Regions from separate parts of the Mus musculus genome. Here region 1 is linked to region 2. Evidence: chromatin contacts called from ENCODE Hi-C data. All regions are on one chromosome and are shown on one strand. The core of a region is the stretch at or near the end of the contact, and the rest is flanking DNA. Distances in the headings are between cores, read along the strand shown. Region 1 overlaps Asb2 (ankyrin repeat and SOCS box-containing 2). Region 2 holds the start of Ndufb1 (NADH:ubiquinone oxidoreductase subunit B1).

What was found. Hi-C counts contacts between places; a loop is a spot of excess contacts on that map.
Region 1: a loop to region 2 is called in a map of T-helper 17 cell, with 4 times the contacts of the local background. The contact joins the enhancer-like site here to the promoter of Ndufb1 in region 2. A Hi-C loop is called at or near these places in 2 of 37 maps with a recorded cell type or tissue (T-helper 17 cell and v-Abl transformed pro-B cells).

Annotation. Positions count from the first base shown.
Region 1 is chr12:103,342,358-103,346,235 of GRCm38, forward strand. It overlaps Asb2 (ankyrin repeat and SOCS box-containing 2), which reads right to left. Exons shown (of 10, transcript NM_023049.1): 2 at 3,299-3,575. The coding sequence starts at 3,504. Gm15523 (predicted gene 15523) reads left to right here. Exons shown (of 4, transcript NR_166807.1): 2 at 2,162-2,246. Among named protein-coding and RNA genes, the nearest start is that of Gm15523, 7.4 kb to the left of the region's middle. Within about 2 kb of position 1,259, at least 1 of the 3 ENCODE cell types and tissues checked has a DNase peak (open chromatin) inside an H3K27ac peak, as active enhancers do.
Region 2 is chr12:101,973,897-101,978,100 of GRCm38, forward strand. Ndufb1 (NADH:ubiquinone oxidoreductase subunit B1) reads right to left here and starts at 1,842. Exons shown (of 3, transcript NM_001378525.1): 1 at 1,764-1,842. Cpsf2 (cleavage and polyadenylation specific factor 2) reads left to right here and starts at 2,078. Exons shown (of 15, transcript NM_016856.3): 1 at 2,078-2,238.

The DNA.
Region 1 (3,878 bases), core at 9-2,508, 1.4 Mb after region 2:
TGCTAGAAGACTACATGTGGGGGGGAGGATGTCTGAGGGTATATAGCTGATGTTTTGCCAAGCTAGGACTTGGGTTCCATCCCCAGCACCAAGAGAGGAGGAGGAGGAAGAGGAGGAGGAGGAAGAGGAGGAGGAGCAGGAGGAGGAGGAGGAGGAGAAGAGAAGGAAAAGAAAGAGGAGGAGGATGAAGAAGAGAAGAAGAGAAGGAGGAGGATGAAGAGTAGGAGGAGGAGGAGAAGGAGGAGGAGGAGGAGGAGGAGGATGAAGAAGAGAAGAAGAGAAGGAGGAGGATGAAGAGTAGGAGGAGGAGGAGAAGGAGGAGGAGGAGGAGGAGGAGGAGGAAGAAGAGGAAGGAGGAGAAGAAGAAGAAGAAGAAGGAGAAGGAGAAGGAGAAGAGGAAGAGGAGGAGGAGGAGGAGGAGGAGGAGGAGAAGGAGAAGAAGAAGAAGAGGAGGAGGAGGAGGAGGAGGAGGAGGAGGAGGAGGAGGAGACACTTTGAGATGAGCAGCTTCAGCTATCGCCACTTTGGGAAGGGACACTAAGAAGCAGTCAGGTCAGGACTCACTGGGACGGGGTATCTAACCTGAAGTCATTGCCCATGCAGTAAACGACACAGAAAACACTTGAACCTCCAAAGCTACCTCCCTTCTCATGGCCCTTTGTCCTTCTCTCCACCCGTGCACTTGTTCACAAGCGGCCTTTGCCAGATGGTGAGGACTAGGCTTCCGAAAGCAGAGCAGGCATTTGAGAACCCGAATGAACGTCACAGGTCCCTGGCAGAAGCAAACAAGTAAGGCTTAGAGGTGACATCCAGGGGCATCCATGCAGGAGCCACCAGGACAGAGAGTAAATGGTTAGGGCAGGATTCACTGAGAAAGGGCTGGCTAACCTGAAACCCAGAGGATGACAAGGAGCCCCCTGGAGCCCATATGATGTCCTGTAGCCTGCTTGATAATATTGTAATACCCAAAGATGGAGATTCACGGGCTCTGAGGTCCTGTACACTCTCTAACTTCCAGTTCTGGTCATGAGTCTCAGGGATCCTAGACCTCTACTGGGGGGTGGAGGGTGGGGGTGGGATGGGGAGGGAGGGCAATGTAATGAGGCTAAAACCGGGTTCAAGTGGGGGAGAGTAAGAGGAAGCTTTTCTGCAGAATCAGCAGGACCTACAAACTGCCTGGCCTCAGGAGGGGCTCCTGAGTTTCGGAGGAGGCTGCAGGCGCTCAGCGATGTGTGGCTCCTGTAACAGTTCCATTGGTCTCTATCTAGTCCTCTCCTGAGAAAGAGGAACCTGCGCTTGACTTCAGCCGAACCAGCCAAAACAGGAACCGGATGAGCCAGGTCCCTGCACAGGGTTTCTGAGGCCCCAGTGGGATGTGGTCAGGGCTAGCTAGCTTACGAGCCTGAAGGCTTTGCTCTCTTCCCTACTGCCCAAGGAGCCTGTCTGACATTCCTGTGGAAAGGGCCTCTAAGAACAGGGTGCCCAGACCTTGGCCCAGCCCGTGGGATACAGGTTAACTGACAGCAGCAAGGAACAGTGTGACTTAGTGTAAGCATTGATGGTTGTCAACCTGGGGAGAGGGCTAAGATGGTTCATTTCCCACTTAAGAGTCACTTCTGCTGCGGCTAACCTTAGCAAAACCTGTACATTAAAGTTGTTAGACAAGGAAGCAGAAATTCTGAGGGAGTGGGCGACTTTCCCGAGGTCAAGGTCACATAGGGGTCACTGGCTGCTGGGAACGCTGAGATTTGAGGCCCATGGCCCACAGTCACATAGATCCCACCTGTTTCAGCAGCTTACTGTCCCCCTCACACCCCACCTCTAACACACACAACCTTGGCTGGGGGTGGGTGAGGGCAGTAAAAGCCTCTTCACAACGTATGTATTTCTTTCCCAAGCACATGAAGAGCAAATTACAAGCACCTTTCTGGCTGCCCCTGCAAAGACAGTGTCCCTAGATCAATCTTGCCCCACCTGGGAGCCACTGGCCACACGCAAATGTGAAATACACGGGATTTTAAGAGCTTGATAAGAGATAAACATGAGTGTGTGTGTGTGTGTGTGTGTGTGTGTGTGTGTGTGTGTGTGTGTGTCTCGAATGCCATGGTACCTAAGTGGAGGTTAAAGGACAACTTGTTGATTCCCTTCTTTCACCATATAGGTACCATGGCTCAAACTCAGCTCATTCGGCATGGAAGCAAGCAAAGTTACCCACTGAGCCTTCACGTAGCATTCTTACACTGGTGGTGAGTACAAATGATGATATTTAGAAATAAAAAATATATAAATTGTGTGTCATGCTTGTACATGCCTGTATATGCCTCAGCAACGAGGAGACCAAGGCAGCGAGATTCAAAGTTTGAGGCTAGCCTGGGCTTCACCATCAAGGTCCAGATCAGCTTGAGCTATGTAATTTGGCCTTGCCACAAAACATACGTTTTTATAAGATGATGTAAAACTTCACTTGTTTCTCCTACTACTCAAGTGGCACTGTGGGCTATGTCGATGGCTTTTCATGTGGCCTCAGGTCATACTGTTAGAAAGCCCAGCAGCTGGGTAGATGAGGTGGGAAGGGGAGAAGGGGAGGGGAGGGAGGGGGAGGCATGGAGAGCAGGCAGGATGAGGATGCCAGGCAGACTTCTTTTGCCTTACAGGTGTGTTTCCTGTAGACAGAGCTGGAAGCACTAGCCCCACTGAGCAACAGTCCCCTGCATCCAAGCATAAATCAGTCAGGCAAGGCCAAGCCTGGACTTTGGAGCTAGTCAGTTCCGAGTTCCTAGCCTTGTGACCCTGGGCCCATTAGTTGGCCTTAGGCTTCAGGTTCCTTATCATCGAGACCTTAGGGGTGTCCTTAAGAAAGTTCTTAAAAAACGAAAGCTCAGGGAGCCCGCCCTGAGAGAGCAGAAGTTCCACACTCGTGGAGTCAGCCAACTTCAGATCAAAAATATTTGAAAAACCCGTCTGTAGTGAGCGGTACAGACCGTCTTTCTTGTTGGCTGTAATGTTGTTAGTCATGTGTCATTTGTATTTATAATAAAAATTGACCTAGTGGTGAGTTAGAACACTTAGTGGGATTACATAAGCTATAAGCAAATACTGTATCTTATGTGAAAGACTTGGGCCACAGGCGTCCTGGATCCCATCCCACTGTGACCCCAAACAGTGACGTTAGATGACAAATGCAGGCTGCTAAGGCGTCAGAGACCAGGGTATTTTGATTCAGGATGAAGAGCCCGGGGCATATGAAGCTTGAGGTGCCCAGGGGTGCATGTACCCTCCATAGCTTTCCCTCACTTACCTGGTCCATGGGTGGAAATGTCCTGGCTGGTGGTTGGTCTGAGAGGACGCGGAGGCCTCAGCAGGGGTCGGGCCCCGAGTCTTGTCTGCCAGGCTCTGCTCGATGGCCATCTGGAGCAGCTCCTCCTCGCTCAGGCTGCTGTATAGGCTGTATTCCTCATGTCCGATGGCACGTTGTCTGCCCCGAGTGGAGATCTCAGTCGCCATCTCGGCCACCTCTCCTCCAGCTTCCAGAAGAGGGACTCAGCAGTAGCCAGCACACAGCAGGTGACAAATCCCTGTGAGGAAACCGAACCCTCAGTCACCGAGTGTTTCACAAGGCAGCCATGTTTGCCCACAGGGCAGACTGTGCGGTTGGACATTGTTAAACATGTGCGTGTGTGCTTGCGGGTTAGTATGTACACCTGACTGTGGATGCACCTGAAGGCCAGATGGTGACAGATCTCCGGCAAGTAGATTTACAGGTGGTTGTGGGCCACCTGATATGGGTGTTAGGAACCAACCTGGGTCTTCTGCATGAGTAGCAAGTGTTCTTAACCACTGAACCATCTCTCCAGCTCACTCTTTTTTTTTAATTCATT
Region 2 (4,204 bases), core at 592-3,091:
GGTGCACTAAGAAGGCAGAAGCAGGAGGATCTCTGAGTTCAAGGCCAGCCTGGGCTACACAGAGAAACTGTGTCAAGAAAAAGAGGGGGGGGGAGGCAGACAGAAGGGGGTGAGAGAAGGAGGGAAGCAGCCTTGGCTTTGAAAAGCACACACCGTATCAGAGCCACACACTCTGTCTTGTCATTTATTTTTATTTTATTTTATTTTTTTAATTTTATTTTTTGGTTTTTCGAGACAGGATTTCTCTGTATAGCCCTGGCTGTCCTGGAACTCACTTTGTAGACCAGGCTGGCCTCGAACTCAGAAATCCGCCTGCCTCTGCCTCCCGAGTGCTGGGATTAAAGGCGTGTGCCACCATGCCCGGCTTGGTCATTTATTTTTTTAATATTAAAGTGATCCAATTTTTTTTTTTTTTTTGGGCAAGCTTTTAACAAGAACTGAATCTTTTGTTTGTTTGTTTTGTATTTGTTTTTTGAGACAGTCTTACTGTGAAGCTCTGGCTTACTATCCCTCTGCCTCATCCTCAAAAGTAGTTGGAGTTACAGATGTAGGCCACATGGACGAGGCGTTTCTGCGTCATAGCTAATTCATATACTCCTCACCACAGACTGCAGATTTAAGTAACCATGTCTCAAGATTGGGGCTTTTTTTTTTTTTCAGATGAAGAAATCCAAATTTAGTTGTGGCAAAGTAACTTGCTTTAAGTATAGGGTAAAGAGTCAGGATTAGCATAGTCCCCAGACAATCTGTATCCTGATCAGGCTTAAGCTCTTTTGTTCTACTCTCTCTCCTGTGTACGGAGGTAAACAGTTAAATAACTCCTCCTCTCTTTTCTTCTTTGCAGAGCCTCTCTCTCTCTCTCTCTCTCTCTCTCTCTCTCTCTCTCTCTCTCTCTCCATGTGTGTGTGTGTGAGACTTTTTAAAAACAAAAAACAACTAACCCCACATCCCACATATTTCTTAATATTTTTCTCTAACACAAGGTATTTCCCTTAAATACCACCTGCCTCTGCTTTCCAAGTGCTGGGATTAAAGTTTCTTTCCCTTTTCAAGAATAACAGACACTGCTGTGAGTCTTATTTTGCTGAGTCTTCTATCTGGATTCATGCTGGAAACATGTAGACTTTTTTTGTTGTTTTGTTTTTCAAGACAGGGGTTCTCTTTAAAGCCCTGGCTGCCCTGGAACTCACTCTGTAGACCAGCCTGGCCTTGAACTCAGAAATCCACCTGCCTCTGCTTTCCAAGTGCTGGGATTAAAGGCATGCGCCACCACCACTGCAGGCACATGTAGACTTTTTAAGAGATAATACCTTGTGTTGGACTGGACCCCACAGTTCTTTATAATTATTACAAAGTGTCACCTAAGATATGGAATGGATGGAGCAAAACCGAAACCGTTGAGATCATAACACGGACTGGAAACCAAGCAGAAAGCCTTGTTTTTAAAAGGCAAATGGCTACGTGCGGGTTTCACAATCAGGAGAGTTGGACGAGGAGACAGACGCCTGGGCGACCGCGCCCCGCTTCTGGATAGGAGCTGCATTCCCTATTGTGGGCTCAAGAGTCGGATCCTTGAGAACCCTTCCGAGTCCCCCGAGAGCCAGGCCATCAGATCGTCCCCAGAGCAGTCTTTGTAAAAGGCGTGGGGCGGGCAGCGCGCAGGGGTCACCGAAGGCGACCCTGTTTCCCCTCCATGCGAGCGTTCCCCAGAACCCTCCCGCCCGCATCACCACCACGGGTGGCGCCGGGGTCCCCAGACCCACCTTCAGCCTGGTGACAAGGCGACCAAGGACAGCCGCAGGGAGCTAGGCCACTGGCGCCGGCGGAAGCCGTGACCTAAGGAGCTGCCACTCGCCGCGCCAGCCCTGATGAGAGGGGGTGGCGTCGGCAAACCGGCGCTTCTCTCTCCCTTCTCACGCGCGAATCCCGTACATCTTAAGCTGTGAATGATCGCGACACGTTTTGAATAAGACGTGGATCCAGGCTGACAAGGTTTGCGAGCTTTTGCGCTGTCCTCTTCCCTGACCCGGTTCGTCACCACCCCTACAGATGGTGTCGCCCGGGTCGTCCCCGCCTCAGCCGCTCTGCTCAGGCCCAAGATGGCGGCCACCACACAGGGGCTCCTGCCGGCTGCTCTCCGCCGCTGAGCGCGCGCTAGCTCTGCTCGCTCTCCGACCTGCGTTCCACTAGGGGTTGGGAAGGGCGGCGGACGGTGCCGGGGGGAGATTGGCCTGGCAGGTGAGGACGGGAGACGGAAAGGAGCCTTCGGGTTGGGAGGAGGCCCTCAAGGGGATGGGTTCCCGCGTCGGCCCGGTGTCGCCCGGACGCGCTCCCGCGGTTTCGGTTGTGACAGTCTCCGTGGTTCCTGGAACAAGCGTTCCGCAAGGGGGAAGAGAAGTGACTTTTCCCCGGGCTGAAACCTCGGGGTGTTGGGGCGCGCCTATGCTTCCTCCTTGCCCTCCCTCCTGTCTAGTTCCTCTGAGCTTTCATCAGCTGGAGCTAAAAGTTAATCCGCGTCCAGCCTGGGCTCTTTCCCCTTGTACCGCCGTACTCCCCAAGCCTCCCCATCTCTGCCTTTCCCATCTTGGGCTCAGAGAACACGAGGCCAGCAGGTGCCTTCGTAGCTCCTTAATTCCAAAGACCCTTGAGAGGCTCATGCCACGCCTTGATAGAATTAACTTCTCTCGGCGCTACCACAATCACCACGTTTCCCAAGATCCCATTCCTAGTTTCCTTGCTTACGTACTTTTCAGGAAACCAGAAGTCAGGCCATATCCAGCCCCAGTACTCTGGCCCCTGTGACAAGGAGAACTTAAGCATCATCTATGCCTACTTTTCTACCCTTTAATTTTACGATTCCTTTGCCCCTTTCAAAGCCTTTCTTTACCTGAACGATTAAAGAGAGACTTCTCCCACTGTGAGCCCCAGGACTAGTCCAGATCCGTCTTTGCGTATTTCTCATTAGTTGACCTCAGCGTGAACGATCATTCTTGAGAAAGCAAGTATCTGGTATATATTCGAGATGAAGCAGAGGTAGTCGAAGTCACTGCCCTGGGGGAATTCCCGATATGGTGGGTTCAGTGCGTTCAGCACATTTATTTCTATTGCTTCGAGCACTGTGCTTGGTTTGGGAGATGCAAAGATGATCGCTTTTGGACACAATCATCATCCCTTGGCAAACACTCCTCCTGCCTCCTTTGTGCTAAGTAATGAAGCTTTACCTGGGGACAATGAAAAGCTTGCACCTGAGCCAGATCAAGAGGAATTTGCTAAGCCTGGGAGAACAAAGTTATTCCTGGGTGCAGAAGAGGGATTAAAAACTTGAGAAGGCTGAGCACTGTTGGGGAGATTTTTAACAAATCAAAAACTGGAAGAGTGGTTGGTGCAGACTGAAGGTGCAGATTAGGTCGGCTTGTGAGTGGTCTTGGAGCTTGTCTTGCATTTAGTCAGCAGGAAGCTGGTGCACACTTGGCAGGGAGTGGGCAGGAGGTATTTATGTCTTAGGATGATCTGGCATATAAGGCTATGCAGGACCAACCTGAGATAAGAAAACTAGATGCAGTGTCAGCCATTCAGGTAAGGCAACAAGAACCTTCGCTGAGGCAGGAGAAGAACCACCTGAAGAAATGAAGCAAATGCCACCTACATAGGGTTCCACCTGTGACTGCCAGTTTACTGGTAGTGGGTGAATGGTTTTTAGTCTGCGAAACTTGATGGTTGGTAATACCATTGAAATCGGTCTGAGACATGGACATAAAAAGAGGGTGGTGCCAACTTTGCTCTTACGCAGTGGCAAAACCACAACGTTCCCCAGCCCAAAGCATTATTTGGGAGTCTAGACCTCTGCTATTACAGTGGCCACATGCAGTATTGAGCGCTTGAAATGAGGTTGGCTTGAATGGGAATGAACTGGAAAGTACACGCCGAACACAGTGCAAAAACCCTGGAAACTGACTCATTAAATGACGACCTGCTGAAGTGATGATTTGACACCGTTAAAACACCAGGCCTTACCTCTTTTTGCTGTAAATGTGGCTGGGAAATTTTTAAATTACATCTGTGGCTCACATTAGTCTAGACTAATAATGGAAGAAGGATGAGAAAGGAGGAAACTTTGAGCCAGACCTTGAGAGAATAGTAAACTGGTTTCAGGCAGCTCCTGCTTCCTCCTCACCTCGCTCCCTGTAAAAACATTCAGTTACTT